Linked DNA regions of Mus musculus: all the other regions are linked to region 2. Evidence: chromatin loops called from intact Hi-C (ENCODE). Cell type or tissue: left cerebral cortex. All regions are shown on one strand. Links, peaks and the distances in the headings refer to the core of each region. The heading gives the core; the rest is flanking DNA.

Region 1 (10,758 bases), core at 1,686-9,685, 62 kb after region 2:
GTGAAGGGCAGCTCTTCATTAGAAATCCAGTTAACACAAGTACTGAACAAAAGCACTGAGAGCTACAGTTAGGACAGAAAGGAGTAAAGAACATTTAAGGAACATGCTGGATTCTGAAACACATATATGAACATTGTAACAGTACAGAGCTTAAGCAGGTGGAGAGATGGCACAGCACTGAGAACTTGCTCTTTGAGAAGACATGGTTCCTTCAGTTTTCACCACTCAAAAGGTGGCTCACAATCATCTGTAACTCCATTTCCAGGGGGTCACAACACCCTCTTGTGACTCAAGTGGTACACAGGCACACATGTGAGAAAATACACACATAAATAAATCTAATAATAAAATTAAACCTTGAGAATTAGAATGCAGATCTTTTTCAAAGTATCTCTCCTGAAACATCTACTGACTTTGAAAAGGAAACACAGAAGCCCTGCAAATACCATCTTAATAAACTCACAGAAACTAACATCAAGCCAGATGTAGCTCCCACAACAGATGAAAAGGCAGAATCTCAAACTCAAGGCCAGTTGAGCTACATAGAAAGAATCTGTCTCAAAAACAGAAAGACAGGAGAACTTGAGTTCAGATCCCCAGAATCCACAGTGAAGCAAGAACAAAAGCTCTTGCAATAACCTCAGGGTGGTGGGGTGGGAATTCCCAGGGCTAGCAAAAACATGAGTTCTGAGCTGGGCAGTGGTGGCGCACGCCTTTAATCCCAGCACTCGGGAGGCAGAGGCAGGCGGATTTCTGAGTTCAAGGCCAGCCTGGTCTACAGAAAGAATTCCAGGACAGCCAGGACTACAAAGAGAAACCCTGTCTCGAAAAACAAACAAACAAAAAAAAAGCATGTGGTAGGGCTGGAGAGATGGCTCAGCGGTGAAGAGCACTGACTGCTCTTCCAGAGGTCCTGAGTTCAATTCCCAGCAACCACATGGTGGCTCACAACCATCTGTAATGAGATCTGATGCCCTCTTCTGGTGTGTCTGAAGACAGCTACATAAAAATAAAACTTTTTAAAAAAAAACAAAACGAAACAAAAAGCACATGATAGCCACATTGAATGTATTTTCACTTTTCTGGTTGTGCTGCCTAGTCTTAGGCCAACTGGACACAACCTAGAATTATCTGAAAGGAAGAAACCCCAGTCAAGGAAATGCCTCCAAAGATCCAACTGTAAGGCATTTTCTTAGTGACTGATGAAGGAGCTGGTCTGGTGGTCCTAGCTTCTAAGAAAGCAGGCTGGAAAGCTGGAGAGATGGCTCATCTGGCTACTCTAACCAACACCCACATGAAAGCTCACAACTGTCTATAACTCCTGTTCTAGGGGATCCAACTACCTCACGGACATACATGCAGCCAAAATGCCCATGTAAATAAAATTAAAATAATTTAAAATAAAAAAGCAACCAGGCTGAGCAAACCATGGAGAGTGAGCTAGTGAGCAGTACCCACCCATGACCTCCTTCAGTGATGGGCTACAATGTGGAAGTGTAAACCTAGTAAATGCTTTTCCTCTCCAACTGGTTATGGTGTTCCATCCAAGCAACAGAAACTATGATATGACACACACTAACGTCAAGACACTGCCAACCCAAGTGTAGTGTCAGCACACCTCTAACTCTAGTACTTCACAGGCTGCAGCAAGGACAAACCTGGGAGTTCAAGGCTAACCTTTACTATATAATAAGACCTTTTCTTGGGCTGGAGAAATAGCTCAGCAGTTAAAGAACACTGGCTGTTCTTCCAGGGGATCTTACAGCTTCACACAGATATAACTTCAGGCAAAACACCAATGAACATAAAATAAAGATAAATAATAGAATTTTTTTAAAAGACCTTTTCTTAAAAAAGACTCAATTCTGCAAGTCATTTTGTGCATATAAAGCCCCGTCTCAGATGATCTTCCCTCAATGTCAGATCAAAAAGCAGACCCTTTTTTTCATATATTTTCATGGGTCCTATTTCACTCTAATAACTTTCTTGTTAAGTGTAGTAACTTTTTTTTTTCCCACAGGGTTTCTCTGTGTAGCTCTGGCTATCCTGGAACTCACTCTGTAGACCAGGCTGACCTCGAACTCAGAAATCCGCCTGCCTCTGCCTCCCAAGTGCTGGGATTAAAGGCGTGCGCCACCACACCTGGCAAGTATAGTAACTCTTAAAGAGATGAAGGGCCTACTAAATAAAAAGACAGTCCCGACATACTGTGGGCTATTAATAAAGCACTTCCTAAATGAATGAAAACAATGGGTTTCTTCCCTTTCTTGGCCTGAAAAATGTTACTCACCTGGATCTTGGCACCTTTATATCTGATGACACCAGGCACTGTGGTCAATGTAGTGAATTCATAGGCTGCCACTTCAGAATACACTCCTGCTAAGTTACTTAGCAGAGTTGATTTCCCCACAGATGGAAAACCCACAAACCCAATTCGAGCATCACCTGTCTTGGCCACATCAAAACCTATAAAACAGTAAGAAACATCAAAAACACAAATGTTATCCTTGGGTATAGTACACTTCACCTAATTCTTTTCATATTGTTGTTGGTCTGGTTTTCTAACTTCTAAAATACAGCTCAAGCATGAAATTCACAATTCAATAGTAATGCAGTACTAAAACAAAGAAATCCTTTATCACTTTATTTATAACAATTTTGCATAATATTTAAGGCCCAAAGATTACAAAAGAATTCATCTGCCAGGCAGTGGCAACATATGCCTTTGCCCCAGCACTCAGGAGACAGAGGCAGATGGATCTCAGAACAGCCAGGGATACAGAGAAACCAATCTCAAAAAAAAAAAAAAAAAAAAAGAAAGAAGAGAAAAGGAAAGAGAAGTAAGGAGGAGAAAGAGGAGGGGCTGAAGGTTATGAGGCATAGTAGAGCAAGCCTGTAGTCACAGCACTTGGAAGGTAAAAAGCAGAGGAAGCAGAAATTTAGGGGCCAGCTTGGACTAAGATCCTTTCTCAAAAACATAAAACCCTGGGGCTGGAGCACTGATTGCTCTTGCAGAGGACGAGACTCAATCCCTAGCACTCACATCACAGCTAGCAAGCTTCTCTAACTGCAGTCTCAGGGTCCCTGAGGGATACAGTATGCTCTTCTGGCCTCCAGGGGTGCTTCATAGGTGATACAAAGATACACACAGGCAAAACACATACACAAAATAGCATAGGGGTTGGAGATGGCTCTTCACAAAGCATGCATGCTTATTTCTTAGCATGCGCAGCTACACATGCAGTTCCAAGGGATTTTACTCCTTCTGGGCTCTGAAAGCACTGGTGCACATACAATTAGTAACCACATATTCACACATTTATTTTATTTTGTTTTGTTTTGTTTTGTTTTAATTATTTCTTTTGAGTTAGGGTAGCTATGTAGCTCTGGCTGTCCTGCCCCCTACATGCTGGGATCAAAGGCATATACCACTATCCCTGGCCCACACATAAATTTAAAATATTAACAATATCAAAAAAATAAAGCCAGAATTAGAGGTATACACCTTTAATCCCAGCATTCTGTAGGCAGAGGCAGATGGCACTGTGAGAGTTTAAGGTCAGCCTAGTCTATACAGTGAGAGTGTCTCAAACAAAACAGAACCACAAAAAACAAGATACAGATTTGAGGCTCTGTGTTTATCTCTGGTTTGGATTTTATCCGATCCCTGGGAATGGTGTGACCAGATTTTTTGAAATGGGATATACTTACATAGCCTAGGCTAGTTTGGAAGACTGGAATTTGCAATCCGCCAGCCTCATTCCGGAGTACTGTATGTGCATAGCTTTTGAGATTGTGTGTTTGAGTGGGCATGCATAAACTGGAAGTTGATATCAGGCTTCTTCCTCTACCCTCTAGTTCTCACTACCAGCCACCACCACCCAACTCAAAACATTAATTACACCTAATGTGGTGGCGCACGCCTTTAATCCCAGCACTTAGGAGGCAGAGGCAGGCAGATCTGAGTTGGAGGCTAGCCTGGTCTACAGAGTGAGTTCCAGGACAGCCAGGGCTACACAGAGAAACACTGTCTCAAAAGACAAAAACAAAAACAAAAAATTGGGCTAGGAGATGGCTCAGTAATCAGTGTGCCTGCCACACAACATGAGGACCTAATTGTGGATTCCCAACACCCACAGGTAAAAAAAGCCCTGTAGCAGCAGCACACACCCGTGATCCCATTGCTGCATTATAGGCAGGTCTCCAGAGACTGATGGATCGCCAGTCTAGTTGAACTGATGAGTTTCAGGATAAGTAAGACCCTATCTCAATTTAAAAAAAAAAAAAAGGACTGGTCTTCCTATGCACATAAACACACAGAAATGCATTCTTGGAAGCCAGACACAGTGGTGTGCACTTTTAAGCCCAGCACTTGGGGAGCAAATGGACTCTGTGGAGTTCACTGCTAGCCTAGACTTTATAGTTAAGTTCCAGGATAAGAAGTACACAAACAAAAAAAAAATTGTCTATGGGCATATGAATATATAACACACATACACACATTAGATATTTGTATTATTTTACACACACATATTATATATTCACACATATTACATGGAACTACAAACCTTCTCCTGGCCCCCCGCCGCCGCCACCTTTAGGAGTGATGAGTTCTCTTCGAAGTTTAGCAAGGCGAGCCTTAAGCAGGCCAAGGTGATGAGCTGTGGCTTTGTTCTTCTGAGTCCGAGCCATCTATCAGGGAAGAATCACAGCCATAAACTCTGCAGCGTTCCAGGGGAAAAGTCCTGAATGCTCCCAGAAGCTGAGAATATGTTTTGGCTTTCTAATGTCAGTGTAACCATTTTAATTTTTCTTAACACAGGGTCTCTTTATGTGGTCCTAACTGTACTACAACTTATTATGTAAACCAGGTTGGCATTGAATTCATTAGTGTACCACTGGCCTCGGCCTCCTGAGCTCCACCTAAGAATTATTTTTTATCCTTAGACGCCCACAATAGAGGTGAAGGTGAACAAACTGTCTATTGAAATACTGCTTCAGGGGAAGACCAAATGGCTCATATTCACGAGCATCCAGCAAACTGCAGACTGAAGAGGATACAGGCAACTAAGTATTTTTTAAAAAGAAAAACCAAGCCTGGCTAATGTCAGCACTCTGGAGGCAGAGGCAGATCTGTCTGAGTTCAAGGCCAGCGTGATCTACACAATGGGATCCCTGACATCCAGAAGTATGTAGCAAGACCCTGTCTCCAAACAAAGGAGAGAGGTAGAGGGAGGGAGAGAGGGAAAAAATCCAGGGCCAGATAGACACACTCAAGTGCACTTGCTGCCAAACTTGGAAGACCTAAACTCAATCCCAGAAACCATGACTGAACAGAACGATTCCCCTAAGTAATGCTGAACACACACACACAGAAACATAAAAATAAACTGAATTCCCTCTCCCCTCTCCAGTTCATTCTCTTCACCACAAAAGAAACAAACGAGACCCAACGTGAAAGGACCCACGGTCATTCGAATTTCTATCCACAGAGGGAATTAAAATGCATCTGCTGATTCGTTTCTACGGTACCCAATCTAAAAGAAGGGTGTCACATTACGGACTTTAAAAAGCCCTGAAGGTCTCAGGGATGACGCGCCATCCAGGTACAATCTACTTACTCCCAGATCTTACCGTCACAACCAACGGCGTGTAAAAGGGGACCACCAGTGAGTGGCAAGTGGGCAAGGAATAACGGGACAAGACCTCAAAGCCCGTGATCGGATCACGGAGTCTGGGATATAGAAGTCGTGTGGCTCAGAGAAAAAAGCAAGAAAAACAGAAATAATGTCGAGACATGCGCCGAAAACCGGAGCAAGTGCTGGGTGTGGGATGTGGGAGGTTGCGCAGAGACGGAGCTGGCGGATGGGAGCTGAGAAGCCCAGGCCCGAGGAACTGAGGGAAGGGGCTGCATGGGGACGGGGCTGCGGCAGCGCAGGTTTAGACTACGGGGGCGATGGCAGCTGGTGGCACAGGGGTGGAAGCCAGGCCCTGACGCCGCGGACGCAACACCGGAGGAGCCGCAGCGCCGCAGAAGGGCCAGGAGAGAAGCGCCGGCTGCGCCTTTTACCTCGGCTTCGATCTCCGCGATCTTCGCTAAGGTCCCGCTCATGGTGGCGGAGGGCTTAAGGCCACACCAGCCTCCACACTGGTTAGGTCCCCCTTCTCGCGCCCGCCGCGCCTCTGGCCACCACTGCAGCGCGCAAGCGCGGGATCTGCTAAGCTCGCGACACGGTTCCGCGAGAAGTCCGCGCCGACGCTCTCGGAGATGGGCGGTCTCCGCCTTCTCCGCCGACTCCTCCCTGTCCCGCCAGCCAGCGCGGTGTCATAGAGCCCGCAGTGAGGTGACCAGAGCGGTCGCTCGGGCCAACTTCCCGGAGCGCGCCGAGGGTCGCGCGCAGCTCGGCCCCACCCCGCCGGACCTGCGCTCGCCCCTTCGACTCCCGTGCCCAGCGTGCACCTAAACCCGGCGACCATCAGAGTGCGCGCAGATACTTGGAAGCTCCCTTTCTTCATCAGGACAGACCTCGGCTTCCTGGGTTGTAGAGAGACTCAGAGGGGTGGGGGGTTGTAGAGAGACTCAGAGGGGTGGGGGGCACAATTTTTGAGGGATCCTTTGTTTACCAGGAACCCTAAAGAAGGAGTGTGGCACTCAACGAGCCACAGTTAGTGGATCGAATGAGCTCTTCCAGAGAGAGCCATTACTTGGAGAAGCTATCATGTTGAAAAGTTGGAAATTATGTTAGCACAAATTAGAAGGGAATGCATAAATAAATATAAAAGCATTTTTATTGTGTAAAATAAGGTTACAGCCACTAAAGCGTAGTGTGACTGGAAGTGAGTCCCGAATTTGTCAGATGGACAAATAGAACTGTGCCTTTTATCATTATACTCTCTAGGCTGTTTGTTAGAAATACACTTAGAGAGGCATAGGGTAGTGGTACCCACCTTTAATCCCAGCACTTGGGAGGCAGGCGGATTTCTGACTTCGAGGCCAGCCTGCTCTACAGAGTGAGTTCTAGGACAGCCAGGGCTATACAGAGAAACCCTGTCTCAAAAAAAAAAAAAAAAAAAAGTACCGGAGTGTGTCTCCTGGTGGTGCTGAGACCAAGGATCTCCTGTGTTCAAGGCAACCCTCGACTACCACACACCATGCCAGAAAGTACATTCTAGGAAATGTAGATAAACCAGATGATAGAGGCGCACGCCTTTGATCCCAGTACTCAGGAAGCAGAAACAGGTAGATCTCTGAGTTCAGTTCCAGGCCAGCCTGGTCTTCAGAGCAAGTTCCAGGACAGTCAAGGCAGAGAAAGCTATCTCGAAAAACTGGGAAAAAAATAAAATAAAAAAGGGAAAAAAAGAAAAAGGGAGGTAAAAGAATGGTTCCCATAGGAAGGTTTTTCCTGTAATGCCGAGGACTCACTCATGACACTTAGATCGGGAGGATCCCCCTGAACCCTGAGGGGAGAATTGTTTATGGGTCTGATGATGAGGGACATAGAGGGACCGACCATTTGCTTTGTGTAATTGTTTAATTGGGCTTTGGACACGGGTGCATACTTTCTTTTATCTAACTGTGTAACTTTGAATGATCTAAAATTAATTATGTAGACCAGGCTGGCTTGGAACTCCCCCAGATCCACTGACTCAGTGCTGAGGTTGAAGGAGTATATCACCACTCCACCTTTTACTTTTGAGTTTTTGTTTTTGTTCTTTCTAGACAAGTCTCTGTGTAGCCCTGGCTATCCTGAACTCACTCTGTAAACCAGACTGGCCTTGAACTCAGAGATCTTGCCTGCCTCTTTAGTCCTGAGTGCTAGGATACTCTGTTTTCTGATTTTTTTTTTTTTTTAGCTTATTACTATTGGTTCTACTTTCTCATTAAATTTTTACAAATTATACATTTTATTTAGGGTATGTATAATTTATATGCATAAAATTATGGATATTTTCTATGTATAAATTATATATACAAATATAATTTATGTGCATTGGTGTGAGATCGATGTGAGCTGCCATGTGGGTGATAGGAATTGAACTTGGGTTCTCTGGGAGAACAGGCAGTGCTCTTGATTGCTGAGCCATCTCTCTAACAACCCCCTCCACACTCCCTGACTCTGGAGGTCTGTTGCTCATATGGAGATCAGAAGACAGTATGAACCCCAGGGATCAAAGCTGGATCCTCAGGCTTGTCAGGAGGCACCTTTACACACAGAGCCATCTCGCTGGCTCACATATATTTCTGTGTTTCCATTTTATATAAGATTGATGCACCCATAATTACTGTGTAGTGATAAAATTTAAAAAGACTTCTCCTGGGCTGAAGAGATGATTCAGAGGTTGAGGTCACTGACTGATCTTCCAGAGGTCCTGAGTTCAATTCCCAGCAACTACATGGTGGATAACAACCATCTATAATGAGATCTGGTGCCCTCTTCTTATATGCAGGCAGAACTCTGTGTATATAATAAATAAACCTTTTGTTTTGTTTTGTTTTGTTTTTTTCGAGACAGGGTTTCTCTGTGTAGCCCTGGCTGTCCTGGAACTCACTCTGTAGATCAGGCTGGCCTTGAACTCAGAAATTCACCTGCCTCTGCCTCCCAAATGCTGGGACTAAAGGCGTGAGCTACCACTGCCTGGTAATAAATAAACCTTTTTTAAAAAGACTTCTCTTCTTCAAGTGTTTTATGGAAAGGTAGTCAGCATGCCCAGCACTGTTTTGCTCTCTGAAAGAAGCTTGCTGTGTATAAGTGAGTTTGTGTTGATAGATTAATCCACTGGGAATGGACAGAAGAGGCTTACCCATACAGATGGCCTCTGCCCCACCCAGAGAAGGGTTTATTTATATAAGTTTGTAAATAAAAACTATTCCAGCTTGCCAGGGGTAACAGTGAGAAATTGTATCTAGTTGTAGGGAGGGAAAGGGAAACAAACGCTTTTACAGAAAGTTCCTGAAGGACCTGGGCTTTGCTTCTTTTCTTTAACCTCAGCCTTTTCATAAATAAATTAAGGAATAATGAGGTAACTTGATCCAGCGCCATTAGTAATGGAGAAGGGAAGAAGAGGCAGGAAGCCCAGCTGGAAAGGGGAGTGATCAAAGATCAGTCTTAAAAGACAGATAAAATCAAATCAGCAGCCCTTCCAACCAGGGTGCTCATGGAATATGGGACAGCAACAAAGCGTCACCTCTGCAAGGGGGTTCTCCTTAACAAATCTCTCCATAGGACCTGCAAATTCAGCTCTTTACAGCCATAACCTAGGTCCAGTCAGCGTCAGCCACTTGTTACAGGGAGATCCTGTTGCCATAGAACAAGAATAAACGTGTGACGCTCAGTGTGGTAGCTCACACCTGAACTTCAGCTTTGGAGTCAGACAGATGTTGTGGGATTGGAGGTAGCCTGGGCTACATGTTGAGTTCCAAGACAGATTGCCTCAAATAAAATACTAATGTCAGATGTGGTGACATAGCTGTATTTGGGAGGTGGAGGCAGGAGAATCAGGAGCTGGCAGGGTGCCCATGTTATATTTGACCTCATCAAAAAACAAACAAGCCGGGCGGTGGTGGCACATGCCTTTAATCCCAGCACTTGGGAAGCAGAGGCAGGTGGATTTCTGAGTTCAAGGCCAGCCTGGTCTACAAAGTGAGTTCCAGGACAGCCAGGGCTACACAGAGAAACCCTGTCCCAAAAAGACAAACAAACAAAACAGAAAAATAAAGAAGCCTCATTTCTTTCGAGGAGATTGGGGGCTGAGGTGGAAAGGACCAACATTCCAAAAAGGGTATAGCTTTCCTGGAACTCACTCTGTATACACCAGACTGGCCTCGAACTCAGAGACCCTCTTGCCTCTCTGCCTCCTGAGTGCTGATATTAAAGGTGTGCACCACCACCAGCCATCTTACCAGGAGATTTTAACTGTTAGAAACTAACTACAGTTGTTAGGTTTTTTTGTTTGTTTGGTTGGTTGGTTTTTGGTTTTGGACTTTTTTTTTTTTTTAGATGTATAAGGTGTCTTGAGTAGTTCTTGGGTTTGGGTTTTGCTTGGTTTTGTGAGACAAGATCTTCTAAGTAGTCCAGGCTTGGTTTTGTGCTCAACAACACATTCTCTGACCAGGATACTTCATCGCATCTATCTGGTTAATGCTTCACAGTTTTTAAGTGTTCCTTGGCAGTTCCTGGGTAGGGGCTCTGGCTTTTGCTTCCCCAATGGCACATCATGTTGTTGTTGTTGTTGTTGTTATAAAAGATGGGCCAGGAGTATCTAGTGTGGTGGAACAATGGTTCAGCAGTTACTAGCACATGCAGCTATGGTAGGGGATCCTAATTTGATTCCCAGAACCAAGAACCATCTCATAACCATCTGTAATCCAACTCCAGTGCCAGGGGGGTCTGCCCAATGTTCTCTTCTGGCCTCTGAGAAGATCAGGCACAAATGAGGTACAGAGATATACACAGGCAAACTATTCATAAGCATAAAATTAAATAAACGTTAAATAATTCTCTCTCTTTCTGTCTCTGTCTCTCTGTCTCTGTCTCTCGTGTGTGTGTGTGTGTGTGTGTGTGTGTGTGTGTACAAAGATGAACATCAGAGGACAACTCTTTCTCCTTCCACTGTGAGACCCAGGATGGACTCATGTCATCAGATTTCAGCAGAAAGCACTTTTATCAAATGAACCATCTGCTTGTCTTTGAGGGGTAAGGTGCATGGTGAGGTCTCCTGTAGTCCAGGTTGACCTTTGTTAGTTGTCAAAGCACAGAG
Region 2 (10,758 bases), core at 828-8,827:
CGCATGCCTTTAATTCCAGCGCTTGAGAGGCAGAGACAGGTGGATTTCTGGGTTCAAGGCCAGCCTGGTCTACAGAGTGATTTCCAGGACAGCCAGGGCTACACAGAGAAACCCTGTCTCAAAAAACCAAAAATGTAAATAAAAAAAATTAAAATAAGGAAGGACACATGTTCCAAAGCTCCATAGCCCTTGCTGACAGAACCTCCCACCCCCAAGAATGTGCATGCAGGACCCTTATTAAGGGGTCTTAGTTCCTGGCCCTTAAGGTGACCAATGAATCAGAGAACAGCTGTTTCTACCTGCCCAATTTATAAATCTGTGAGCAAAATACTGGCTTAATCCTCTGGTTTGGGGTATGACTTGTTCTTTGTTTTTCAGTGGCCGCTAGGGATCTGAGGACCTTGTACACTAAGCTTGTACTCTACCACTGAGCTCTATCTTCAGTACCTATTTTTACTTTTTATTTTTAATTTTTTAAGATTTATTTTATGTGCATTAGTGATTTACCTAAATGGAGGTAGTGTGAGACATGCATGTCTAGTGCCTTCCAAGGCCAGAAGGTTGTCCCGGAACTGCAGTTGTTCCATGCAGAATCATGTAGATGCTGGGAATCAAACCTGGATCCTCATCGAGAACAGCCTGTGCTCTGAACTGCCGAGCCATTTCTACCAGCCCTGTCTCTCATTTTTTTGGGAACAGGATCTAACCATGTAGCCCTGGCTGGCCTAGAATTCATGATGTAGACCATGCTATCCTGGAGCTCAGATATGCCTGTGTCCAGGCCTCTGATGAGATGAGGCCTAGATGAGACTGACATCTAGGGTAGTTAAATATACTCAGATTTCACTAAGTGACCCTGACAACTTCAAGAGAATAATTTTCTGGGCTAGAAATTTCACTCGTTCAGTTCCAGAGTACTTCATTAGCACAGATTAGTTGGGCCTGACTGCTACTACTGTATGACTTAGGCTCTAGGTCTCTAAGTCAGCCCCTGGGAGTGGGTACCTTCTGTACTCCATAACAAAAGGATTAGCCCTATTTCTCTCAGCTTTAAGAATCTAGATCCCAAAGAAAATCTGTTGTTTTTGTTGTCTATGGTGCTAAAGATCAAGAAAGCACTCTTATCCTTGAGCTACACTTCCAGCCTAGAAAACATGGCTTTTAAGAAAATAAAAGCGGCCGGGCGTGGTGGCGCACACCTTTAATCCCAGCACTCGGGAGGCAGAGGCAGGTGGATTTCTGAGTTCTAGGCCAGCCTGGTCTACAAAGTGAGTTCCAGGACAGCCAGGGCTATACAGAGAAACCCTGTCTCGAAAAAAAAAAAAAAAAAGAAAGAAAGAAAAGAAAAGCGGACTGGAGAGATGGCTCAGCAGTTAAGAGCACCAACTGCTTTTCTGAAGGTCATGAGTTCAAATCCCAGCAACCATATGATGGCTCACAACCATTCTTAATGAGATCTGATGCCCTCTTCTGGGGTGTCTGAGCTGGAGAGTTGGCTCAGCGGTTAAGAGCAATGACTGTGGGCCGGGCATGGTGGTGCATGCCTTTAATCCCAGTACTTGAGAGGCAGAGGCAGGCGAATTTCTGAGTTCGAGGCCAGCCTAGTCTACAGAGTGAGTTCCAGGACAGCCAGGGCTACACAGAGAAACCCTGTCTCGAAAAAAAAAAAAAAAAAAAAAAAAAAAAAGAAAGAAAGAAAGAAAGAAAGAAAAAAAGAAAGAGCAATGACTGCTCTTCAAGAAGTCCCGAGTTCAAATCCACAACCACAAGGTGGCTCATAACCATCTGTAATGAGCTAGGATGCCTTCTTCTGGTGTGTCTGAAAACAGCTACAGCATACTTACATATAATAAATAAATCTTTAAAAAAGAAAAGCAGTCAGTGTTGATTCCCTACGATGTGTCTTTGCATATTAAATGTTTTCAAGAAACTTTATACATATTATATAAGGCTTCACTCCCCCCCCCCATTGCTAAATTTAATCTTCAGTACTGCTATTTCCAACTCCTAAACTAAGCTAAAGATCAATATATTTCCTAATTCTACACAGCCTCTATGACAATAGAGAATCAGGCCTAAGTGCAGATGTTTCTATGTCTGTTGTCTGTATTCTTTAGGCACAGGCCTGTAATTTCCAGCACTTGGGAAGCCCGCCAGGGTTACATAGTGTAAATCTGTTACAAAAGATAGTTTGCAAAAAAGACTTTATTAAGTCATTACAAAGGGGAAAAATTACTTTTGTTGCCAAAACTCAAAGAAAGAATGGGAAGTAGCTTTCTCAAGTAAAATAAACGATATTCAAATGCCCTACTGCTCCTGCTGGCTTTCAACTCCCCGGTTTCAAGATCTGAAAAATTAAAACCATCATGTTCAGCCTCGCTGTTCTTTACAGGAAACAAAACAAACAAACAGTATCCCTCCACGACAAAGAAATATCAATTCTGGGCAGTCCCAACAGCTTGGCATACTCCTACAGACTTGTTCACAAGTGACCTTCCCAGAGCGGCAGTTCTTGGATTATCCACTTATATCCGAATCTGTATCCTCCATCAACTTGTTTCGGCACTCGGGCAAAAGCCAGGCTTTCTATTTCCCTCAGATACTTTACTCTTCCAGATTATTCATTGAAAGCTACTCTAATTAGTCAATTCCCTTCACGTGGGATCACAGATAATTGTGACAAACTTGCTTATCAATGCACCATCTCTTATGACTAATGCCCTTTAGAGTAACTTCAGGGACAGTTTTAGCAGACAAAAAGGCGCGAAAAATCGGGCCGCTCAGAACTTTACCCTAGATCACACCAATAAAAAACAAACAGGTCACGACAATGTTCTCCTAACTGACCCCTGTCGCAAAAACACCAGCAGTGGCCCAGCCCGGTGACCGCTAGCAACTGGACAATACAGACCCACCCAGACCACCCCGCTCGCGCCGGCGTGGCGCGGGTCCCGGACAGCGCGCTGCTGGCTCCGCCCCTCATGACGCGTGGGAACGCGGCGCCCTTCCTTGAGTTGCCCACAGCAGCCGCCTTTGAGCCCGGGCGCCGGCTCCCACGGCACCGGTCGCGATCACCTTCCCGTAGCCGCCGTGCCCTTTTGGCTATTGTGGCCTCGCCATCCGGCCCACGCGGAACCCAGCGCGGCGGACAGCGCCGCCCAAAGCAGCTTTTCTGCCAGGCACCGCTGCGGACACCCCAGGTCCTGCGCGCTGCGAGGGCGGTGCCTGGGTCCCCCGCGGTGCTTGGCGGGGGGGGGGGGGGAGAGCCGCGCCGGAGGGCCGGGCCTCGGTTACGGCGGCTGAGGAGAGCCAGCCCGAGCGGGTGGGGGGGAGGGGGGCGCAAGCGCAGGCCGCGGCCAGCGACGCCGGGCCTGGAGCGGGCGCGGGGGGACGCGGCGGCCGAGGCGCAGGGCCGCCCGGCGGCGGGCGCTCCCAGCAAGGGTACGGCAAGCGCGGGGCCCCGGCCTGCGTGCGAGGACTGCGCGCTACCCCGGGAGCGCGGGCGGCAGGGCGCGCGCGGGGGGCGGCAGAGGCGCGAGGCGCGCGGGCGGCCGGCGGGCAGCAGGCGGGCCTGCGCCGGCTCTAGGCGGCCGACCTGTGGACTTGGTCCCTGCTCCCTGCGGCCCGCCTCCTTCCGTGAGTACCGTCCCTGCCCTTCTTCCGGAGGAGCCTCTAGCCCGGGGCCTGGGTGAGGGGCCAGGGGTTCGTTGGAGGAGTGGAGTTTCCCAGAGGAGGCCCGCACCGGCCCTCCCTCGCCGCGGACGCCCCTCACATGGCCACAGGTGTGGCCGGCTGAGAGAGGTGCTCTCCGGCCGGTTCCCCAGCCCCTCTCGCTCGGGTAATAAGGGGCAGCTGGTGCCATCCATTGACAAGTGACAGGCACTTTCCAGCAGCCCGACTTGCCGGATCGGCAGCCCAACCAGTCCTACCTCTACTCTACTCCGGGAAACTTCACCACCACCGCCGCCAGGTCGATTCTTGTGGGTGGCAGCGACTATTTTGGTTTCCCTTTGTATTAAAGATAATTAAAGGTTGTACCCTGAGTTGGGCCCCTTCCACTTCTGCTTTTCTTTGCTATGGGTACTCTGAATACTTCAGGTGGTTCTCTTTCCAATTTAGTTCTGGTTCATACCGTAGTTTTGGGATTTTTTTTTTTTAACTATCTTGATTTTTTTCTTTTTTCCCCTCAAAGTTCCAGTTTCAGAGAAGCAGCTAAGGCTTTGGAATATTTATTGTTCTGTTTGACAGTTTTGTGCCTAATTTTATTTTCCAGGTGCAAAAATATTGTACACCAAGAAGCCATGGAGAAAAGTGTGGCTGAAACAGAAAATGGAGATGCTTTCCTTGAGCTGAAGAAACTGCCCACCTCCAAATCCCCCCATCGCTATACGAAAGTAAGTTTTGTTTCACATGAAGTAATAATGTGTAGCTATTTCATTGGAATTATCTAAAGTGGTAGTTTTGCTCTGACTCATTGGGGACTAAATAAATTTTGTAAAGCATCTGCATTTGGTCATTTTTAAGTGTGACTACTGGGTTTAAACTGTAGGTTTTAGGTGAAAGGCTGTTGTCTCAGATCCTGTGTGAAATTTGTAGATAAGTGTTTGTACCCAGATGTTCTTTAACAGTTGGGTGATTGGTTGGCAGGGATCAGGTGAGGTTTCCAGCTCTGGGATGTTTCACAGGATCGGTGTCTTTGTATGGATGTTTTCGTAGAAGTTCAAGTCCCTAGAAGAGGAGTCTGGCTGGAGTAATTGGATTTTTAATCCTTTTTTTTTTTTTTAACTTCTTATAAATTGGATATAAGCTCACAAAAGTAAGAATTCATTCATATTTCATTGCTGAAGATTACAGAGTGGTTACCTGTCTATTACAGTTTCTGGAAATATGTTTGTATGTGGTACCCGCTTGCTTCAGCCTGAGTGTGAATTTAGAGGTGTTTACAGCTGTTTTTAAACTGGTTGTCTTACTGTCTTCTCTGACTAGAAAGCACAGCACGGTTATAGGCAGTAAAGAGAACACATCTGTGGCATATGGGCTGCTGAGTGCTTCTCAACACATTAACAAGTTGCAGGGAACGGTAGCTTAGTTCTACTTTCTCAAATGTCTCGGGCTAGAGTATATAAGTGCTCCTGAAGGGAAAGTCTTGAAGCTGCTGTGACAGGCATTATGCTTTAGTTGTGTCCTTATTTCCTTGCTATGAACACGATTATGAACGTCAGCACGGCCTATTGTCCCTGGCCTGCTGGGACACTTACTAAAGCTAGGCTACTGCCTTTACTTTTCCCTAGTTGGTATAAAGTGTCAGGTGGTGTCAGGTAGCCATTTTCAGAATTAAAGAGAGAATGGATGGTTAAATAAATGCATGAATAAGTATGCCTTGGAGGGAATATTTAATTATAACATGAGTACTTGACTCAGTGCTTTCCCATCATAGTGTTAGTGTGTTCTGTTGTGATAGGATGTTGGTTGTCAGGGTCTCTCTGTGTAGCCCTAGCTGCTCTGGAATTCACTAACGTCCATCAGGCTGGCTTTAAACGCACAGACATCCACCTGCCTCTGCCTGCTTATTGCTGAGATGAACATTTGTCAGAAAGCTTTTGAACTATGTATTTAGGCTTTCTCTTCCAAATGTAGATGCTCTCATGCTTGAAAAGGACTCCACAACTTAAACTCATTGCCTAAAACGTTGACAGGTGAATCTGAATGTATCAGATGAAGGGAATGGCTTTGAACTACTTGCAAGCTTATTTGATTTCAAATTTCCTAGCTCTTTCCTAGTTCTTGGCTTTTTTGAAGGATTCTCATGTAGCCCAAGCTGGCCTTAAACTTGAGGTGACACTGGCCTTAAACCTGAGGTGAAGCTGGCCTTGAACCCTTAATCTTCCTGTATTCTAATCTACCAAGTGCTTTACAAGAGTAAAATTTTACAAACGTAAAGCACTTGGTGCGTGTACAGTGGAACAAGTGCCATCAGCTCCAACTACTTTTTGACAGGTGTCTGTGAGTTCCAGGCCAGCCTGGTCTGCAGACTGAGTTCCAGAACAGCCAGGGCTACATAATGAGACCTGTCTTGGAGGTTGGGGACGGGGGAAGTAAGCCTCAGAAAACAGTAAGATTTAAATTCTAGGCAAAAGTTGGGAATTGGTTGATAAATTTACTATACAAAAATCATGTTTGACAATTTTATATGTACTGTCCATAAGCTTGGTAACCTCTAACAGGTGACACTTCAGTGATGTATTTAGCATAAAAATAAGAATGTCTGTTTTGAGGAAGGCATAGTTAGGATGTAAAAAGTCATTATCCATTCTTTTTTTGTTTTGTTTTGTTTTTGTTTTTGTTTTTGTTTTTTTTTTTTTTGGTTTTTCGAGACAGGGTTTCTCTGTGTAGCCCTGGCTGTCCTGGAACTCACTTTGTAGACCAGGCTGGCCTCGAACTCAGAAATCTGCCTGCCTCTGCCTCCCTAGTGCTGGGATTAAAGGGGTGCGCCACCACACCCGGCTCATTATCCATTCTTAATATGTCAGCTGTCCAGTACGTAGGTAACTGGAAGTTCTTAGCTAGCTGGCAAGGCCATAGGTACTGGGTTCTGACATTTCCTACCTTTCCAGTTCTAGCTCCCCTTTAAAAGTTGGAACTCAGGTTCTTTGACCCCCATGAGTGTTCTCCTACTTGCCCATCATGATAGGAACTTTAGCTAGATAAGAAGCCAGTCATTGCACACAGAAATTTGTAGGAGGGACCTTTAATTCAAGAAAGGTTGCTATAAAAGGATGCTAGGCTTACGGATAACCTGCCCAAGAATATGGGAGTTTGCTGAGGGTTCCCAGTGGTCCAGCTAGACAGGAGCAAGTCTGGTAGTTAGTGGCACAGCTTCAGAAAGGGGTGATACAGCTTGGGAGGAGAGGCTAAGGAGTGTTGAGTGCCACTCATGGACTGGATTACTACTTTACCATTCACTGGAATGACCTTCAGTCTGAAACTTAGCCTCTTCCCCCCCCCCCCCTTTTTTTTGGAAACAAGGTTCCTCTGGCCCTGGCTGTCCTAGAACTTGTTCCATAGACCAGGCTGACCTCAAACTCTTTGCCATCCCATGCTGGGATAGAAGGCGTGCATCCTGGTCACTTAAGCTTCTCTTAATCTTAAAATCTTAATCCTTTTCCTCTAAAGTGAAGATACTACTGCTGATCTTCTAGGGGCTTTTATGGTGAGTAAATGGGAAAGTGCAGGTCTCTAGTGTCTGGTACATATTTCTGCTAAGAACTATATGATACATTAAGCAGGCCTACTCAAAGACGGATCTCATTTTAATACCAGCTTTAGAATCAAGGCAAGTAAACGCCTTCTTTTGTTGTTTTTGTCTGTCATGGAGCCTGTATAGCTTAATGCCTACTAGGTGTGCCCTCTTCCCCTAAGCTGTACTGTCCATCTCCAGTCTAACTCGGAAGCAGATTGCCCTAAAAGTAACTTTAATGTTGGGTTTCCTTGGACCTGCTTACCGTTCTGTAGTTTTACATTGTTTTTTACCAGTTATTTTGACTAAAAGGCAAGGTTTATTTTTATTGCATTGGCCAGGTGCACAGAGGGGAAAATTTGAACAAAAGAAAACTAGGTGTTGGTGGTGGTGGTGGTGTTGTTTTTCTAGTAGCATTTTCAGTTTCCTATGCATTCTCCACTAGAAAAGTCTGTTAGGTTAGAGTGGGTGGGTATGGCTCGGTGTGGTGCTAACCATCTACCAAATTATTCCCAGCATCCCCTTTAGTAGCTGGCTACATTCATCAGTGACATTGGCCAGATTGGCTAAAACAGGTGTTTTTACCCCATTGCTGTCTTTGTGTGTGTTGGGTGTGTATGTTGCACCTGTGTGAGTGTGTAGGTAGTGACACCCATGTGTGGATATGCTGTCTGCTTTATTGTCCTGAGGCACAGTCCTTCCCTGAATCACAAGCTCATTTTTTTGACAAGCCTGGCTGGCCAGTGAGCTCATCGGATCCATTGTTCTCCATCCCCATTCTGGGTATAGCCATATTCTGATTTTTGAATCCAGGGGATTCAAACTCAACTCCTTGGGTTTGCAGAGCAAGTACTCCTGTCTACTGAATTGTCTTCCCAGTCCCCATTATTCCCTATTTTTAAAGCTGTGTTATCTTTGAGATCAGTTCCAGTGAAGTATCAGACCACTGCCATAAGAAGCCTGATGGGCCCAGCCCAATATTGATGGCCACATGGAAAGTAGGGACTGGAAGAGGAGATCAGAGATGGGCCTCCACCTAATGGCTATTGTTAGGACAAGGGCGTGCTTTAGGGAGAACATAGGTCACTTCTAGAGTGCTTAGAACTGGATGCACTAAAGTCTTGATTTTTAAAAAGGCAGACCAGGAAACCCTGTCTTGAAAGAAAGAAAAAAAAAAGCAAAACATCTTATTTATACTGAACTTGTTACTGTTAAGAATCAAAATCAGAGGCTGGAGAAGGTGGCTCAGCGGTTAAGAGCAATGGCTGCTCTTCCAAAGGTCCTGAGTTCAAATCCCAGCAACCACATGGTAGCTCACAACCATCTATAGTGAAATCTAATGCCCTCTTCTGATGTGTCTGAAGACAGCTACAGTGTACTTAGATATAGTAAAATAAATCTTTTTTTTTGTTTTGTTTTGTTTCTCGAGACAGGGTTTCTCTGTATTGTCCTGGAACTCACTTTGTAGACCAGGCTGGCCTCAAACTCAGAAATCCGTCTGTCTCTGCCTCCCGAGTGCTGGGATTAAAGGCGTGCGCCACCACACCCAGCTAAAATCTTTAAAAAAAAAAAAAAATCAAAATGAGTGCCAGTATGTGGTGGCACATGCCTCTTTTTTTTTTTTTTTAATATCTTGTTTATTTTATGTATATGAGTACACTGTAGCTGTCTACACCCCAGAAGAGAGCATCAGATATCATTACAGATGGTTATGTGGTTTGCTGGGATTTGAACTCAGGACCTTTAGAAGAGCAGTTATTGCTCCTAACCGCTGAACCATCTCTCCAGCCCACACATGCCTTTAATCCCAGTCCTCCAGAGTCAGAGGTTGGTAGATCTCTATGAGTTTGAAGCCAGCCTGGTCTACATAATGAGTTCCAGATCTCACAGTGCTATGTAATAGAGACCCTGACTCAACAGAAAGAATGAAATTCATTTTACAAAAAGAGTCATCTTTTGTCCCCTTATGCATTATCACACGTGTGGTTTTACAGTGTCAGGATGCTAATGTTGCTTCCCTGTGGGGTTCTTAGAGAAATATTTGGGTAAGGAGCTTGTTGCTCTAGATTTCTATCCAGACTTATTCATGGTCTCCTTTTCCACTGATTACTAGAGTGTGTGTCAGTATCTCCCAGATTGATTGTTTTGGGAAGCTTGACAAGATTTTTAAGGGAGCTTGACACAGCTTCCTTGTGTGTGTGTGTGTGTGTGTGTGTGTGTGGTTTGGAGAGTTAATTAGTAGCTTGTTTCTCTGCCTGGTCAAGTTTTAGCAACCTGTACAAATAGTGAAAAGTCAAGGACTAAATCCTCTCATATGTATGGGATGATTCAGAGGTTTGGTCCACAGTCTGTAAGGTGTGAGAAGAGTGTTCTCACATTCTGATGAAATGCTCAGAAGGAGCAAGCATTCCCAGCTTCAGTGGGCGGGCATCTTCATTCAAAATCAGAAGTTTTATTTGAAAATACCCATAAAGGGCTTCTTTTCACGGAATAGTTGATGTTAAAGCTTAATGAAATTGCCAGCTATGTAGTTTTAATCCCAACATCCAGGTGTTTGTTTTGTTTGTTTTTAAAGATTTATTTATTATTATACATAAGTTCACTGTAGCTGACTTCAGACACACCAGAAGAGGGTGTGTTGTGAGCCACCATGTGGTTGCTGGGATTTGAACTCAGGACCTTCAGAAGAGCAGTCAGTGCCCTTACCTGCTGAGCCATCTCACCAGCCCCCAACATCCAGTTTTAATCCCAACATCCAGGAGGCAGAAGCAGGTAGATCTCTTGAGTTGAAGACCAGCCAGACCTACAATACAAAGTAAGGCCCTGCTTTAGAGAAAGGAAGAGTAAACTATGTTAACTTAGCTAATAGTCTTTTATATGCCTTGGGACATTGCCTGAATTTCAGCTCTCTAAATCCAACAAGAAGGCTTCTGCCCACCTAAAAATCCCAATTATTATTATTACAATTCCATATATATAAAGTGTTCTGACAGGGAAATCTATGCTGGTACAAAGTAGATCAATGGTTTCTAGGAAGTGAGGGGAGAGGACAGTGAGCTACAGCCCCTGCCCTTTGATTACAATTTTAGTTAGTTTTCCTATACATAGAGGTTTCCCATATGCCCTTTAGTTCATTTACTCTATTGGCTTTTTGGTATTTTAGTACATTTGTTATGACTGAGGAGCCAAAGATACTGTTGTTACTAGATGAAGTCTTTATTTCACTTTTTTTGTTGTTTTTTTAGATAAGATTTCTCTGTGTGGTACTAATTGTCCTGGAATTCACTCCATGAACTCACAGAAATCCACCTGCCTCTGCCTTCTGAGTGCTTTTCCCCATCCCCACACTCTACCCTCCCCCCGTCCCCATCTCATTCCTAACACTTTTTTTGGGGCGGGTAAAGATTTATGTATTTGTTTCATGTATATGAGTACACTGTTACTGTTTTCAGACAAACCAGAAGAGGGCATTAGATCCCATTATAGATGGTTGTGAGCCACCATGTGGTTGCTGGGATTTG
Region 3 (10,758 bases), core at 1,012-9,011, 87 kb after region 2:
AGGACACAGTGACGCAGGCTTGTAAATTCAGGGATGTGGCATGTTGTATATGTAAATCCCAGGATGTGGCATGTTGTATACATACACACATACACACACACAGTTTGTGCTGGAAAGATGACTCTGTAGTGGTTACTCTTGCAAAGGCTATGTAGACAAAGGCAGTAGAGTCATGAGTTCAAAGCCTGACTCAAAAAAGAAACCAAAGTCTAGGAAGTGTAGAGACCAGAGTTTGGATCCCTCAAAATCCATTTAATGGTTTATCTGTAAATTCCAACCTTGAAAAGCAGAGTCAGGGTGCTCAGATCCAGCCTGCTAGCCATACTGGTCATGCTGATGAGTACTGGGTTTAAGTGACAGGCCCTGCACATGAATGAGGTGGCAGAACAACTCCCAACACCAACCTTGCACCTCCACGTGCTTGTGCAAATGAGTGTATTCAAACCCTCACATCTAAGCAGCTTCACATGGCAAAACATGCATATACAAGTACTCCACATGCAAAAGACAAAAGCCACAGACCAAACAGATGAAGGCCCAGTGAGACGGCTAACCCAGCAAGGTACCTGCCTTAAAGCATGATGACCTGAGCTCAGTTTCAGGGACTCACATGGTACAAAGAGAGAACCGATTTCTGCAAGTTGTCCTACACACACACACACTTACACACACACACACACACACACACACTCACACACACACATACACATACTCACACACATCCAAGAACTATTTTCATATTATATTTTATTATTATTAAAGATATTATTTATCTATAATATATAGTGAATTTTCTTCAGTTGATCATTTGTTTTGGAGGAGGGAGGAAAGAGAGAGAGAGGGAGAGAGAGAGAGAGAGAGAAATAACTAGTACAGGTACAGAAAAGCATCAAAGGAAATGTTTGTAGCACTTAACTCTTGGTGGTGAAATCACAGGCTCTTATTTAATTTTTCTTTTCTTTTTTTTTTTCCAAGACAGGGTTTCTCTGTGTAGCCCTGGCTGTCCTGGAACTCACTCTGTAGACCAGGCTGGCCTCAAACTCAGAAATCTGCCTGCCTCTGCCTCCCAAGTGCTGGGATTAAAGGCGTGTGCCACCACCGCCCGGCTTTTATTTAATTTTTCTTGTTGTTTCCATATATGTTCTAAAATTCCTATGGTTTTTACAATCAGGAAAAATAATTAACAAGAGAAAGGAAGCTGTAAAAGCTGAGGGAGCTTCAGGTGGGCTTTTGTCAAGGATGGTCCAGAAGAGGGGCTCCACGGGAAGGGGAACTTGGATTGGCCAGAGACACGGGGAGAAGAATTTTTTTGTGTGTGTCTTTATTTTTTGTCTTGTCGGTCTGTCTCTCTGGGCTTCGGAATTATTGCTGGCAAGGTCTGATGTCTAGTTTGTTTACTACTGTATCCTCTCTAGCATCTAAACCACCCACAAAACAAAACAAAGAAAGCCTGGAGCTTAGTAGGTGCTCAATCAATACCAATCTAATGAATGAATGAATGAATGACCTTGACACCTTCTCTTAGCCAGAGAGACAACGATGCTCTTCAGTTTGCTAACCATCTGGTTCCGAGCCAAGACTGAGGTACACAGTTTCCATGGCAACTGAAAAATGTCCAACAGACCAGCAGCAGGACGCAGACTCAGGGATTGTGAGCTTTGTTTCTCGTCAAGGTGTAGCCTAGAAACTGGGAACGAGGCAGTAGGCTCTGTTGACAGATGTGGAGGGGAAAAGATCATGAATATAGTTCTCTTAGCCAGGCTTGTTAAGCCCGTTGGTGAATGCTCAGGTAGGACAGCTTTAAAGATTGGAGGTTCTAGTTTGGACTCCTTTGTGTCATCTTGGACCCATTTTTAACACCACTGAGTTTCAGCTTGCTCATTCTTTGGCGCTCGCGTGGCTATGTGTGTGTGACAAGTATTGAAATTTTATAAACACGTCTGAAAGCCTAAAGTTACAGAATAGGTGCCTGTGGGCCCAAGAGACGGGCATGATGAAAAACAGGGGTATGGAAAAACTCTGGCCCCTGTATAATCAATTGCACCAATGTGACATGCAGGATAAAGCTATGGGCTGGGATCAACGCTGGTATTATCACCTGCTTCTTCTCCAAGGTGGGGGGCCCTGATTCACTAGGCTTACTCCAGCATCAGCATTTACAAAATGGGGCTAATGTGTGTCCCTTGCTTTCCTCGGAGCACTGTAGGTGAGGAGCCTTGTGAGCTCCCCTTTACAAGGTGAACCCTCTAGATGTAGCATCCAGTTTTCTAAACAGCCTATCGTGATACAGTGTCTGAGGCTACTAATGACCTTCGGATCCCCGCAGAGGAGACACACACCTGGATTGATTCCTGACTCTCCTAGTGTTTGTGGCCTTGCGCTTTTCCATTTTCTCTAACCTGGGGAAATGGAGATAAGTACACTGGGGACTGAGTAAGCAGACTTCCTCTTTCTGCTCCACAGCCCTGGGGAAAAAACAGGAGCCTGGCACACACTAGGTAAATGATCTACCTTAGAACCCTCAATAGCACAGTTGAACACAAGAATTTCTAGTTCCCAGAATCTCCCTCCAAAATACTGTGACCGAGAAATTAAAAGCAGTATTTAGATTGCTCTAACACAGGATTTGGGCTTAAGGGGACAGGTCTTTCTTTAGGGTAAGGGAATTTTCCTCAAGCCTCATTCCTCATTTTATTCAGGAAATCTGGAGTGTAACTGTCTGAGGAGGGTGAATTCTCAACTTTGTCCGGGGCACAGGTTACAAAACTGGCTCACAGAAGCCAAGTAACTGGCACCGAGACATAACGAGAGCGCTCAGGTCTAGGATTTGAACTAGGGTCCTCTTTACAGTGCCATGCCGAAAAGCCTCAGTGAGATGAGTAACAGGCTAGGCGCACGCTGGTGGGAACCCCAAGCCGAGATGAAAGCTGGTCCCGTTCATTTGCATGGTAATACCCAGAATGCTTTTCCACACACACCGCTACATTTAATGGAAGCGCTCAGTTTGGAGCCGTGCAAAGTTTGGAATACGTGCTTCGCTCCTCTCGCAACTGTGGGAACTTCGCGCCAGTACACGTGCTTTGCCTACAGTCTCTGATACCAATAGCTCAGCGACAGCCCAAGCAGACGAACCTGTGTGCAACCCTCGCCTAATAGCATCCTCAGGCGTCTTAGGGACAATGCGCTCTAGCCTGGCCGCACGGTCCGTGGTCAAAGTGGCCGGCATTTTGCCGGGCGGCAAGGGCTAATAAGCAAGCTTCTGGCTTGGGGAAGATCGAGGGGGCTTCTTGATCTCTGGATTCCCTAGTTTTCTTACAAAACTGCTGGGACATGCAGGGGTCGTTGATTTTGTCCATCGCCATCATACTGTCCCTTCTCTGAGCTGGCTTGTGACTTCACGCTCCCTGGGGCACAAAGCCCAAGTAGCTGTGGGTGGGGAAAACGACCTATCTCTAGTTATCCAGGCGTGCCGGGCATTTGCCTCGGTCAGTGTGAGGCAGGCAGAAGGTTCCGCCTGCGTCGGATCGGGATCCCGTCTCCTTCCTAGGGCAGCAGAGCGGGAGGTCTCAGCCGACTTCTAGGGATTTCGGCCATCAAAGGAGAACTAGGCAGGGTGCTGATGCCCGTCCGACCTGCGGGTGCGCAAGGTAGGCTGGGGGGCTCAGATCCACAGGCTCTGGCTGCCCATCCCGCACGCTCGCCTACACTCTGGGCGGGCAGCGGAGGGGCGGCTGTAGCTGGTTTGCTGGCTCGGCGCTCAGATCGTATTGGCCGGGGTCGGGGGGGGGGTGGTGGTGTGTGGGGGGTGGTTGAGGCTGCAGCCCCGGGCCCCGCGGGCGGGGTGGGGAGGCGGAGGATCAGGCTGCGCTAGCATTGGCGGAGCTGGGGAGTGGGGGCAGGAAGCGAGCGGAGCGGAGCTGCAGGGGGGGGGGTTGTATAAATAGGGAATGGGGGACGTGCATCCTCCGCTGGGTGAGGGGGGGGGGCGTTCGGCACAAAGAAAGTGGAAAGTTTGCAGCGCTAGGCGGCCCAAGCTAGGGAGCCGGATGCGCACGTGCTGAGTCGGGGCGACCGAGACCCCCCACGCCGAGCTCGCTGCTTTTTTTTCTTTCTGCAAGCTGGGGGGGGGGGTGTTGTTGGTATCGCCCCCTCCTTCTCCTCCCCCCAGGGGTGAAAGTGCAAGAGGAAGTGCAGCCGCTGCCATCTTTCCTCCGTTCCGAACGCACGGAGCCTGGGGCCGCAGCGCCGCCGCCACTCGTGCCTGGCTTGGGAAAGGGCCCACCCTGCTACTGCCACCCGCTCGCTTCGGCCGCCGCCTTCGCCGGGCTCCAAGACTCGGCCTACGCCACCGCCCCTGTGCGCGCGGACCGCCGCCTTCGCCTTCGCCTTTTGTTTCCTTTGCTCCGGCGCCCCCACCCCGGCTCGCGCTTTGCAGGGGACGCAGCGCGCGCCCCCAGTGGGCCCGGGAAAAGCCTCGGAGCGCGCGCTTGCGCTTGCGCGGCGGACCCCTCCTCCTCCCCGCGCGCGCGCGCGCGCCTTTTGGCCGCGCGCCGGCGCCGCCTGGCGGGCGGGAGGGGAGGTGGCAGCTGCGTTTGCAGGAGGGGCGCACCTCTTCGCTCGTTTACCCCTGGAAGGTAGACCTAGAGAGGGAGGCGGGCAGGCGGAGAGGGAGTGCTACGCGGGTCCGGCGGAGGTTAAGGGCGGCAATGTGGGGGGCAGTGCCCCGCTGGGTCTAGCCCTTTTTATTAGAGCAGGGGGCGTGTGCGCTGGGCGCACCTGAGAGTACTACCGAGCCCTGGGCCGCACGTGCGGGGAGTGTGAGTGGTCCGCTGCAAAAGGCGTCTCGCTGCCTAAGGGAAGGGACCAGGGACTGGCGGGTGCCCGGCCCGGCGAGTGGGGAAGGGGCAGCGACCATGGAGCGGGTCAACGACGCTTCTTGCGGTCCGTCGGGCTGCTACACCTACCAGGTGAGCAGACACAGTACGGAGATGCTGCACAACCTGAACCAACAACGCAAAAACGGCGGGCGCTTTTGCGACGTGCTCCTACGAGTAGGCGACGAGAGCTTCCCAGCGCACCGCGCCGTACTGGCTGCCTGCAGCGAGTACTTTGAGTCTGTGTTCAGCGCCCAGTTAGGCGACGGCGGAGCTGCAGATGGTGGTCCTGCTGATGTGGGAGGCGCGGCGGCGGCTCCAGGCGGCGGAGCTGGAGGCAGCCGCGAACTGGAGATGCACACCATCAGTTCCAAAGTGTTCGGAGACATCCTGGACTTCGCTTATACGTCCCGAATCGTTGTGCGCCTAGAGAGCTTCCCCGAGCTCATGACGGCCGCCAAGTTCCTGCTGATGAGGTCGGTCATCGAGATCTGCCAGGAAGTAATCAAACAGTCCAACGTGCAGATCCTCGTGCCCCCTGCCCGGGCTGATATCATGCTCTTTCGCCCACCTGGGACTTCTGACTTGGGCTTCCCTTTGGACATGACCAACGGGGCAGCCATGGCAGCCAACAGTAACGGTATTGCTGGCAGTATGCAGCCCGAGGAGGAGGCTGCCAGGGCCACAGGTGCTGCTATTGCGGGCCAAGCTTCTCTGCCTGTGTTACCCGGGGTGGACAGATTGCCCATGGTGGCTGGACCCCTATCCCCCCAACTACTGACTTCTCCGTTCCCTAATGTGGCATCCAGTGCACCTCCACTAACTAGCAAGCGAGGCCGGGGACGCCCCAGGAAGGCCAACCTGCTGGACTCCATGTTTGGGTCTCCAGGGGGCTTGAGGGAAGCAGGCATCCTTCCATGTGGCCTGTGCGGGAAGGTGTTCACTGACGCCAACCGGCTCCGGCAACATGAGGCCCAGCACGGCGTCACAAGCCTCCAGTTGGGCTATATCGATCTTCCTCCTCCAAGGCTGGGTGAGAATGGGTTACCCATCTCCGAGGACCCCGATGGCCCCAGAAAAAGGAGCCGGACCAGGAAGCAAGTGGCTTGTGAGATCTGTGGCAAGATCTTTCGTGACGTATACCATCTCAACCGGCATAAGCTTTCCCACTCGGGGGAGAAGCCGTACTCGTGCCCGGTGTGTGGTCTGCGGTTCAAGAGAAAAGACCGAATGTCGTACCATGTGAGGTCCCATGATGGGTCAGTGGGCAAACCGTACATCTGCCAGAGCTGTGGGAAAGGTTTCTCCAGGTGAGGATGGCACCCTCCCCCACTCCCTGCTGTGTATTATCTTAGTTCTGTCTCGAGACAGATCCTTCCCAGGATCTGGGGATGTGGATCTTGTGGGGGTAGAGGGTCACTGGACCTTAATAGAACATAACATGTTTAAATGTTTTAAGATCTCCAACTTTGATGGTGTGGCCAAGAGCTGCATCTATGCCTTCAGGCAAGTTCTCTGGCACCAGGGTGCTTACTAGCTTCACCCTCCCAGGGGCCTTGTAGGAAGGGGCCGGATTCCTTAGGCCAGAGCCATTGGGCCTCCCCATTCTTCTCCCCTGGTTCCCTTTGTGTTTCCGGCACCAGGCGTGGGGCCCCCTCTGGGGGCGGGAGGCTGGGCTCCTCCCTCGACTTTCCCCGCCTGAATGGCTTCGGAGGGAAGAACTGAACAAGTGTGTCTAGGACTCCTTACACTCCCGAGGCCTAGATCCTCCACCAGTTTGAACAGGCTGGCCTGCAGCAGTAGGTTCCAGCTTTGCCCCTCATGTGACCCTAGGTTTGAGAGACATAAAAGCCGGCTACGCAGGGCTGTTTTGCAGTAGTAATACTGGAATCTGATGCGCTCTGACGTGGTGGCTTCAGAATCCAGTGGACCCACAGGTCGTCTGTTTGTTCTCAGGACAGACCTTCTTTTCAACTTTCAGAGAGCCTTCTTGGGAACTGAAGACTTGCCTGGGAGCAGAGGGCTGGTTTTGTTTTTGTTTTTCTCCCAGTTTGAGAATATTGAATAAAAGGCTGATTTTAACTGAAATCCCAAGGATTTTCAGTATGTGTGAGAGCTTAGAGACAGAATTCCCCCAGAGAGGCCCCAAGTAGGAACCAGTCTTACCGGTCAGACAGCCCCTGCCCACCTGCTCTGGCGGGCATCTGGCTTGCCAGTCCAGCTGGGGACTTAAAGCTCCATCCCTGGCCTCTGGGGACTGAATTCCATCCGGGTGGCATTCATTGGCTGCTGTGGCCATTGGCTGCTGTGGCGGGAGAGGCTGGGGGGAGGGGAACGCAGTGCTTCTAAGGGGCTTTAGTCTGGACAATGAGTCCCACACCCACCCCTCCCTGAAAGGCTGGGCAAGGCATCCCCGTGTCATTCTAAAGCTGCTGCCTCAGGTCCTAGGAATCCTTGAATTTCTGCGGAGGAGGGGGGATGTGGGGGGTGGGTTAGTTAGATCAGAGGGAAACATTTGCTCCCCTCCCAAGGCGGGTGTGTGGCTGAGATGCTTGGGCCCCTGGAGCTAGAGCTGGGTGGTGACTTTGTCTTTGTCTTGCTGGGGTGGAGTTCTCCCTGGGGTGGTGGTGGTGGAGGGAGGCTGGCCAAGTTTGGCCCATCTCTTTTGATGTCTTGTTTTTAAAGTCTGTTGATCTCTTTTCCAGGCCAGATCACTTGAATGGACATATCAAGCAGGTGCACACTTCTGAGCGACCTCACAAGTGTCAGGTAGGGACTGGGCCAGGGAACAGTTGGGTGGAAAGATGCTGCTGTCCTCCAGCCTTGGCCTGAGCACTGCTTTGCACCCCACCCCCCACCCCTGGTCGCCCTGTCCTTTCTCTGGCCTCCTTTGTTCTATACCCAGCTTCCTCTGTTTCCCCAGGGCTATGAGACTCTTTGTTCACTTGTTTCGTCTCCACAGCCTTTCCCTCCTTTCTGTTGCTTAGCTTTCCTGTCCTGGCATTTTTGGGCATTGGCTGGTGGGCCACACTACACAAGTGTTTTCATGGTGGATCTGACACCTAGCTGGGCCTGGCTGCTGGTTCCCAGTAATTTGTATGAACTGTAGGGGTTTCAAAAGGGCTTCCGGTGGCCCAGCCAATAACCCTTCCTCTGGTTTGAGCCGAGTGGGAACTTGTGGGTTCCTTCAGTGGAGAAAGCGTGGCAGAAGAGGCTGTAGGTAGGGAGAGGATGGTCTCATCTCCCAACACAAACAGCAAGGGCAAGGCAAGGCAAGGCAAGGCATTCTCTTCTAGTGTGGAATCACGTAGGGGAGGCTGGACTGGATTTTCTCCTGTCTGCTTGAACTCTCTGGGGACTCTGCTGGGACCTAGAAAATGAGTTTTCTTTCTTGGCCTCTGAGCATTTTTTTTTCAGTGTGATGCAAAGTACACCACTGTCTTCTTGGTTATCTCCCTTCTGCTGTGGCAAGTGCGTTCAACTGATGTCAAAGCAGTGACATGAGCTATCCTACAGCCTCTGTCAGGGGATCCCTGCTTCTCCTAACCTGCTGGCACGGGTGGGTTCAGGAGAATATAGGGAGGAATGGCCTTGTGCAGCAGCACAGAGCTTCCAGGACTAGGGCTTCGCTGCTCACAGATGCTCAGCCGGGAGCCTGGCAGCCGCTCCCAAGGATGCTGACTCCAGATAGGCCTGCTGGAATCTGTCTTTGCCTTGCTGCTTTCTGCCGCTCCATCTCTGATTTTGGTTGCCACAGAGCACATTCTGACTCCCAGGTAGTGTGCTGAGCAGCCCCAGACAGGATAGGAGAAACCCAGAGGGCAGTGGGGGTGTGCCCGGTGGCCTGGGGGGGTAACCTGCACTCTCTGCCCTTTTTCCAGGTGTGGGTTGGGAGCAGCAGCGGCCTGCCGCCCCTGGAACCTCTTCCTAGCGACCTGCCATCATGGGACTTTGCCCAGCCTGCTTTGTGGAGGTCGTCCCATTCAGTTCCTGATACCGCCTTTTCCCTTTCTCTAAAAAAGTCCTTTCCAGCCCTTGAAAACCTGAGTCCAGCACACTCCAGCAATGCGCTCTTCTGCTCAGCCCCACCAGGATACCTGAGACAGGGATGGACAGCCCCTGAGGGCAGCCTGGCTTTTACTCAGTGGCCTGTAGGCTAACCTGGGTCCCTCTGGAGAGGTGGAGGCAATGATGGCTGGCTGGAGACTCCTGCTTTTGGCAGAGGATAGCTAGCAAGATGGTTCCTGCCCAGCACTCTCAGATCCTTCCAAGATGTCCTAACATTTTTCCCAGCTCAAAGCTCTCAAGTAGAGATAGGAAGGACCACCTTTCTGAAGGCCCCTCCCCTGTAGGCGCCATGTTCCTTTCTGAATGCTCTCCTCTCCCCTCCCCTACCTCAACAGGGCTGCCAACTTTGGGGAATCTAGAAGTTGGGAATTCTAGGGAGTTAAGCCCCAGCTTCTGTGTCCCTTCCCCTGGTCTCACTTTTCACACTGACTGGGGCTCCCAGTCACCCTCCTCTTAATTGGGCGGGAGGGGGAATCACCCTACTTCCAGAGAAGTGTCCGGTCCGGTACAGCTTCCGGTACAGCTTCAACTAGGTTCAACTGTGCAGCTGAACTCTTAATGTCTCACAAGGGCCTGCTTTCAGGTCTGGCTAGTGAGTTCTCATGGCTGAGGTTTTTTAAAGCGGGTCTGCTCAGAACTAAACTAACCAGTATTGTATTGTGATACATGGCTTTAGGGACTGACAGAGCAGGTAGACACTCCCTCCCCCAGGGCCCCTTGGTGTGTCCCTTAGCCCCTGCAGACTGCCTGGAGATCAGGATCGATGATAAAAGTTTTCATTCTAACATTTGAGGCTTTGTGTGTTTTGTCCTTGGTCTGTCAGTGACAACTGGCACCATTGTCCCTTGGTGTATGAGCCAGCTCCTGCCCTGCCTCTGCCCTTCAGCACACAATTTCACAGACCTGACCCTGTAGCCAGAGCCTTATAAAGAAGATCCAGCAAGGGGTGTGCTGGCTGTCATTCTGCCATAGAGGATAAAAGGGGGCCAGTTACTCAGACTGATAGAAAAGCCTTTGCAAGGTAAGGAGCCGGGAGCTTCAGGCTTGAGTCTCCCTTACCTGGTCTAACAAGCCCTAGCCATTGACTGGACCTGGAATTTAGCCAGAGTTGAGAGACTGGAGTTTCTCAGCCATCTCCCATTGCTTCTGGTAGCCCCATGTCTGAGACTGGTTAAATAAGGGTGAGCTGAGGGTGCACAAAGGGGTTAGAGCCAGTGGAGCTGGACTTTCATGTGTTGCTCTTAGATTTTTTTCCTGGCTGTAGGAGGCTTTGCAAAATGCACCCTGTTGCTTTCAGACTGCCAAGGCTGCCTGGGCTTGGGACGCACTAGTATTCTTGGGGTTCCACTCAGAACTGAAAGCTTTAGGGAATGTGGGAAGAGCGGCAGCAAGTAGTGTTAGGATGCATACTAACAGCAGCCGACTGTGTGAACCTTGGCTGTGGGCACAGTAGGCACTTAAAGCCAACAGGCAGTCCCACTGTGCCATTGGCCGGCTGGCTTCCTTTCGAGGCCCTTTTGTTTACTCCCTGTCTACAGGATGGGGAGTTCTGGAACTCAGGTTCTGGGTGGCCTTTTTGAGGCCTGTCTCCCTCAGCCCTTCGAGTCTCTCCTGAGTCATGTGACCATCCTGTTTTGTGCTGTGTGTTAGTCTGAAGTTTTGGTTGGTCCAGGCTTGGACTTAACACAGGAAAACCTGGGGACTCCAGTCACAGGATTGCTTGAACAGGGACACCAACAACTACTTTACGTTGGCTTTGTGACAAGGTGGTTATTTCTGTTGTGGCTTCTTTACCCCAGCAGAAGTCCCTAATTAT

What was found. A loop is a pair of places that touch in the nucleus more often than their neighbours do. Peaks named below come from ENCODE experiments on the same cell type or tissue, not always from the same donor. Only the 100,000 strongest peaks of a DNase experiment are listed, where the experiment ranks them.
Region 1: it touches region 2 in a loop (2.8-fold over the local background); 6 of 42 quality-filtered maps call a loop at or near these places.
Region 3: a loop joins it to region 2, with 10 times the contacts of the local background. A loop is called at or near these places in 2 of 42 quality-filtered maps.

Annotation. Positions count from the first base shown.
Region 1 is chr11:3,260,199-3,270,956 of GRCm38, forward strand. It overlaps Drg1 (developmentally regulated GTP binding protein 1), which reads right to left and starts at 6,265. Exons shown (of 9, transcript NM_007879.2): 1 at 6,071-6,265; 2 at 4,569-4,692; 3 at 2,291-2,466. The coding sequence starts at 6,112. In left cerebral cortex, for the core only: a CTCF peak has its summit at 6,289; DNase peaks (open chromatin) are centred at 5,660, 6,269 and 7,050; H3K4me3 peaks cover 2,330 bases; H3K27ac peaks cover 1,442 bases.
Region 2 is chr11:3,199,357-3,210,114 of GRCm38, forward strand. Gm51877 reads right to left here and starts at 3,862. Exons shown (of 1, transcript XM_030246456.1): 1 at 2,188-3,862. The coding sequence starts at 3,862. The coding sequence ends at 2,789. Eif4enif1 (eukaryotic translation initiation factor 4E nuclear import factor 1) reads left to right here and starts at 3,227. Exons shown (of 19, transcript NM_023743.2): 1 at 3,227-3,441; 2 at 4,274-4,394. The coding sequence starts at 4,302. It also overlaps a transcript of Sfi1 not described here. In left cerebral cortex, for the core only: no CTCF peak of the experiment used is centred there; a DNase peak (open chromatin) is centred at 3,835; H3K4me3 peaks cover 1,333 bases; H3K27ac peaks cover 258 bases.
Region 3 is chr11:3,285,701-3,296,458 of GRCm38, forward strand. It overlaps Patz1 (POZ (BTB) and AT hook containing zinc finger 1), which reads left to right and starts at 4,757. Exons shown (of 4, transcript NM_019574.3): 1 at 4,757-6,184; 2 at 7,580-7,643. The coding sequence starts at 4,914. In left cerebral cortex, for the core only: a CTCF peak has its summit at 4,571; DNase peaks (open chromatin) are centred at 1,619, 3,047, 3,537, 3,900 and 7 more places; H3K4me3 peaks cover 5,197 bases; H3K27ac peaks cover 5,132 bases.